Linked DNA regions of Homo sapiens: region 2 is linked to region 1. Evidence: chromatin loops called from intact Hi-C (ENCODE). Cell type or tissue: IMR-90. All regions are shown on one strand. Each heading gives the region's core, and the rest is flanking DNA. Links, peaks and the distances in the headings are about the cores only.

The links. Peaks named below come from ENCODE experiments on the same cell type or tissue, not always from the same donor. Only the 100,000 strongest peaks of a DNase experiment are listed, where the experiment ranks them.
Region 2: it touches region 1 in a loop (2.6-fold over the local background); 2 of 110 quality-filtered maps call a loop at or near these places.

Annotation. Positions count from the first base shown.
Region 1 is chr3:59,861,527-59,864,333 of GRCh38, reverse strand. All of the region lies in intron 8 of FHIT (fragile histidine triad diadenosine triphosphatase), which reads left to right. All of the region lies in intron 2 of LOC105377113 (a long non-coding RNA gene), which reads right to left. Among named protein-coding and RNA genes, the nearest start is that of MIR548BB, 750 kb to the left of the region's middle. In IMR-90, for the core only: no CTCF peak of the experiment used is centred there; a DNase peak (open chromatin) is centred at 1,453.
Region 2 is chr3:60,430,222-60,433,028 of GRCh38, reverse strand. All of the region lies in intron 5 of FHIT (fragile histidine triad diadenosine triphosphatase), which reads left to right. Among named protein-coding and RNA genes, the nearest start is that of MIR548BB, 190 kb to the left of the region's middle. In IMR-90, for the core only: a CTCF peak has its summit at 1,279; no DNase peak of the experiment used is centred there.

The sequences.
Region 1 (2,807 bases), core at 171-2,670:
CCTGATAAACCCATGAGATTTTGTGAGACTTCTTCACTATCGAAAGAATAGCGTGGGCCAGACCAGCCCCCATGATTCAATTACCTCCCACTGGGTCTCTCCCACAGCATGTGGGAATTCTGGTAGATACAATTCAAGTTGAGATTTGGGTGGGGACACAGCCAAAACATATCATATGCCTTTTGTGGGTTAGCTAGGTACTGTGTATATGTCTCTTCCTTTTAAGAATATAGGCCGATCACTGTCTGCCATCTGCGATCTTGCTGGTTGTCATGGCAGAAAGAAACAAATATGGTAAATTGTGCACGAACTCATAAAGGCTTCCACCTAGAATGGGATCATATCTGTTTTCCTTCATTGGCCATGGCAAGCCACATGGCCACATCTAATTTCAAGGGAGCAGGGAAGGGCAAACTTTTCATTCAGCAGGAAGAAGACAAGCTAGAAATATTTGTTGATGGCTCTTAAAACTACCGCAGGCACCTTGCCAATGGGTGAGCAGGAGCTGAATTTGAGCTGCAATGCTTTGGTTAAGCAATGAGCTCTGGCTCAGAGCTTCATCTGCCTGGAAGAAGGAGCACCTTTTTTTATCCTTTATAAGAAGGTACTTCAGAAGAACAGACCCTTAGCTATGTAATCCATTTTGCCTGCTGGATGACGGTAATAATCTTAATTCATTCACTTGTTTTCATATTCAGAAGTATTGAGTGACTCCCTACTATGAGCTAGACACAGGGAGTAGAGCTGTGAATGAATAATCATGCATGGTCTCTGGCTTCATTGGGTTTATGGTCACTCAGGGAAGACAGATAATGAAAAGGAAATAATTACAGATGTGATGGATGCTAATGGAAGGAGATCTGTAGGATGCTATAGGATCATATGACAGCAAATAAGTTATCCGTTGCAGGCGTTGTTTCTTCTTATGCAGCATTGTGACTTTCTCCTTCAGGGATACCCAATGGTTTTGAATGCTTTCAGCAGATAATTAGACCAAACCACCAATAATTTAGAGGACTTGTTATTTGGGACATCAGTGAGCACTGGAGTAGTCTAAGGGGTGATGTGCGTCACAAAGCAGGCCCTGAAACGTCCCTCTGATGTTCATTAAGACTTTATCGTAGAGTGGCTGGGGCTGAGAGGGAGTGGGTAACTGCATTGGCATGGAGACAAGCATTGACCCAGGTTTCTAAATATCTCACCTTAAAAGGGCCCTGTTGCAGTGTACTGCCCGTATTCCTTGGATAGGACTATTCCTCGGATAGGACTATTCCTCTACACATTGTCCCCTGGCTTCCATCTTTAAATACTATTACATTCTGGCTGTTGTCTTTTTCTAGTCACTGGTGTCTACTTCGTGTTTGTGCAGTGCAAACTAGCCTGAAAGTGCTAGGAATTTAATCTCCCAGCCCACATCCTACCCCGTCACCCCTTGGTAGCAGTTATCAGAATGACTCATGGAAGTTGGTGAGTAAGTACCCAGGCTCCTTTGCTCTTGTGGAGGAATAACTGGGAAACGTATCTATAGTGTTTCCCAGTGAAACGGAGTCCCTCTTGCCCACAGCAATCACATGTTTAATAACACACATTTTCTTCCCTCCCGATCTTACTTCCTCACTCCACTAGTGGTGATTTCTGCAATTACCTTCTAAATCAACTACTTGCCTTCAAAGTCTTGTCTTCAGGGTTTGCTTTAGAGGAACCCAGCCTAAGAAAAGTATATTTAAATACCCAGCCAATAATCCCCAGAATGGGGACCTGTGAAACATTCTCTGTGTCTGCTCTTCTACAAACGGGATGCTAAGAAAAAAGGTGCCATTTGACATAGATAACACAGAGAAATAGCAAGTGAGTCTTGCTGGATGGTCATTGGTCTTAGCTGGCTGATTGCTGTTATGATTGTTGATATGGTTTGGCTGTGTTCCCACCCAAATCTCATCTCAAATTGTAGCTCCCATAATCCCCATGTGTCGTGGGAGGGACCTGGTGGGAATCATGGGAGCGGGTTTTTCCCGTGCTGTTCTTGTGATAGTGAGTAAGTCTCACAAGATCTGATGGTTTTATAAAGGGCAGCTCCCCTGCGCATGGCCTCTTGCCTGCCACCATGTAAGATGTGCCTTTGCTTCTCCTTTGCCTTTCACCATGATTGTGAGGTCTCCCCCACCATGTGGGGCTGTGAGTCCATTAAACCTCTTTTTCTTTATAAATTACCCAGCTATGGGTATTTCTTCATAGCAGTGTAAAAATGAACTAGTACAGTTTTGCTTTCAAAAATACTGGCAGGGTACACTGTAGCATCAGTTACAGGTTTTTTTTTTTCCCAAAGGCATCTTGTGATAATTTGGCATTTTTTGTTTATATTCATCATCCAACTAGTACCAATTACATCACATAATCCTTTGGGGAAAAAACACACACTTTAACACAAAGCAAAGGCCATAGAAAATATATTTGACTATTTTTTTTTCCTTCTGAATACCATGTTTCATGTTCTTCTAGTTCATAATTTCTTCCTCAGCTGTATTGTTTACTATTTAACTTTTTGGCATAAAAATATATTGATGAGAGAAAGAAATTAAGGTCTAATTTATGAAAATAGACTTCTTGTACTTCAGGAAATTCATGTGGCGCTATTTGGAAAAGGTGATGAATGTGATTTTCAGTAGAGTATCTGCATAAATTATGATTGATTTGCAATTCATCACCTTCCTTTATTGTTCCTCCTCAGTGCAGAGACCTTATCTGTGCATTATCAAGGAGGGAATATTTTTAGTTAGTGATTATTTGGCAGAAGTGCTAATAATGAT
Region 2 (2,807 bases), core at 37-2,536, 570 kb before region 1:
AGTTCTAGAGATGATCTGTGTAATGTGTGTACAGTTAACAATATTATCTAGTGCACTTAAAATTTTCTTAAGAGTATGTATCTTAAGTGTTATCACAGTAAAAAAAAAAAAGACAATTCTTCTAGCAAATGTTTTGATGTGTTTTAATCTTATAAGTAAAAAACAAACACAAAAATGTGTTTTCAAAAACCATAATCAAATATAAACAAGTATAGGTGATTTGATGTTAATAGGTGACAACATCCAAGAAAAGCACATTGGTAGGTTGGCAACATGTTAATTTTACTCCTGTCACCAATGCTTCCCCCAGTAGATCCATGTGAGCTATTTGAGGCAGGAGCTATTTTTCATAAACAGTTTTTAAGGATCCTATGACCCTTCTCAATTGTTTAGCTGTGAAAATTAGAATTATGTTTATTTGTAAATTGCCTGCATGCTAGTAGTCTCTTGCTTATGAAGTACTGATAAGCCATCCTCAGAAGCTTTTAAAAGAACCTCTGTGTTAAGATAAAAATGCTATATAGTGATATATTTACCACGGTTTCACTATACACTCAGTTTTTATCACTATCAGTATATTATAGATGACGCATATGGATGGAAGCATGTTCCCTCAGAGCTCTTTCCTTTTCATTAATAATTGTAGTAGCTATCTAGATTAGGTCCAACACTCATTTATTGGATGTTGAATGTTGAGTGCCTACAATGTGTCAAAAACTATAGTCAGTCCTGAGAATTAAAAATAAAGGCCCAGACTAGGCATGGTGGCTCATGCCTCTAATCCCAGTACTTTGGGAGGCCAAGGCAGGTGCATCGCTTGAGCTCAGGAGTTCAAGACCAGCCTGGGCAACATGATGAAACCTTATCTCTACAAAAAATACAAAAATTAGCTGGGCATGGTGGCATGTACCTGTAGTCCCAGCTACTCAGGAGGCTGAGGTGGGAGGATTACTTGAGTCTGGGAGGCGGAGGTTGCAGTGAGCCAAGATTGCGCTACTGCACTCTAGCCTGGGTGACAGAGTAAGACCCTGTCTCAGAACAAAAACCCAAGCAAACAAAAATAAAAGCCCTACTGCCAAGGAGCTGTAGGTCAGTGGGGTGAGCAGAGGAATAGTGTATTTGCATGTTTCCTCTAATAAAACTATGCAGGAGACCACGGATACACACATGGGGCAACAGTTAATTTTGTCTCAGGGTGGCCATAAAAAGCTACTAAGAGAAGACTCTGAGCTGGACATGAGAGAGTCTGTAAGTGCTCACCAGAAGGGGGTGTTTGAGAGGCGTTTTGAGCTGAGGGAAGTTTGTAAGCCAAGTTGCAGGATGTCAGTGAGGTGCTTAGGAAATGCAGACTCCCGACTTTGGTAAGATGGCTTTGTCATTTACTGCATGTGTAGCCGAGGACAAGATAGAACTTGAGCCTTCGTCCTTCACCAGTAAAATACTAAATGATTTGAAATAATTAAAATATATACTTAAATAATATTGAAAGCATAAACATTAGTTCCCTTTCAAGTATGTGTGGGAGGTGGGGAGATAGTTTTGAGGGAGCTGTCGGCAAGAGATAGGTCAGTGAAACAGCCAGCGACAGCTACACTAAGCATCCTGAATTGATTCTACGGATAAGAGTGAGCGAGCAGTGGTTCTGAGTTGGGAGAGCCCCTGCTTTGCTATAAAATTGTTAATTGTTATCCAGTTTGTAAAGAAAACTTAAATACTAAATCATTAGGCCAACATCATAAAAAGAAATGATGGAGCAAGAATGTTGCATGTAAGGGATAGAATGAAGTTAATGGTCATTCTTTTTTTTTTTTTTCTTTTGAGATGGAATCTTGCTTTGTCATCCAGGCTAGAGTGCAGTGGTGCGATCTCAGCTCACTGCAGCCTCTGCCTCCAGAGTTCAAGCTATTCTTCTGTCTCAGCTCCCAAGTAGTTTAGACCATAGGTGCGCACCACAATGGCTGGCTAATTTTTGTATTTTTAGTAGAGACAGGGTTTCACCATGTTGTCCAGGCTGGTCTTGAACTGTTGACCTCAAGTAATCTGCCCACTTTGGCCTCCCAAAGTGCTGGGGTTGCAGGTGTGAGCCACCGCACCTGGCCCAAAACCAGGACTGAGAAAAAGGAGCAATCTTGCTTTAGAGTAGTTGAGAATTATCACTGCCCTGAATCTCACCACCCTTGCAACTATTGGCTTAATCTCAAGGAATGAAAACTGCTGGAAGCAATAGAAAGAGATCTTTAATTAGTAGAGTACATCGAACCTTACATAGATGTAATCTCCCAAAGTTCAGTAAAAGCTTAGAGTCATCAAGAAGTTGGTGACTGTTATCTAAACTTGATGGAGATAAGTGCAGAAAACAGACATAAAAAAATACCAGATGAGAGTTATAAAAATACAGTGAAGAGTGAAGTATCCTGCCTTAGAGAGAGAATGATATAAGAGAATAAAATGCAGTATTTTTAGCTAATGTGATTTGTAAAAGTAACAGTGCAAGAAAGCAGTTTATGGCAGAAAAAAAAATATTGCCCTTAGACCCACAATGAACCAGAACAAAATGGGATAGGCTGTGTAAGAATCAAGTTGGCTCAGAAGTAAGACACCTCATAAAGGTACTATATTTAGAATTTTGAGGTGGAAGTCAGAAGTGGGTTTCTGTATTATACTTCTGTGGTTCTTCCTCTCTGTGGAAGAAAAAAGGTAATGTTTGTTCAGAAAATGGCTACTGTGTTTTAGACACAGTGTTAAGTGCTAGTAAGAGGTACTTAGTGAAAAAATCACTTTTAGACACTTGAGTAAACTGGTTACTC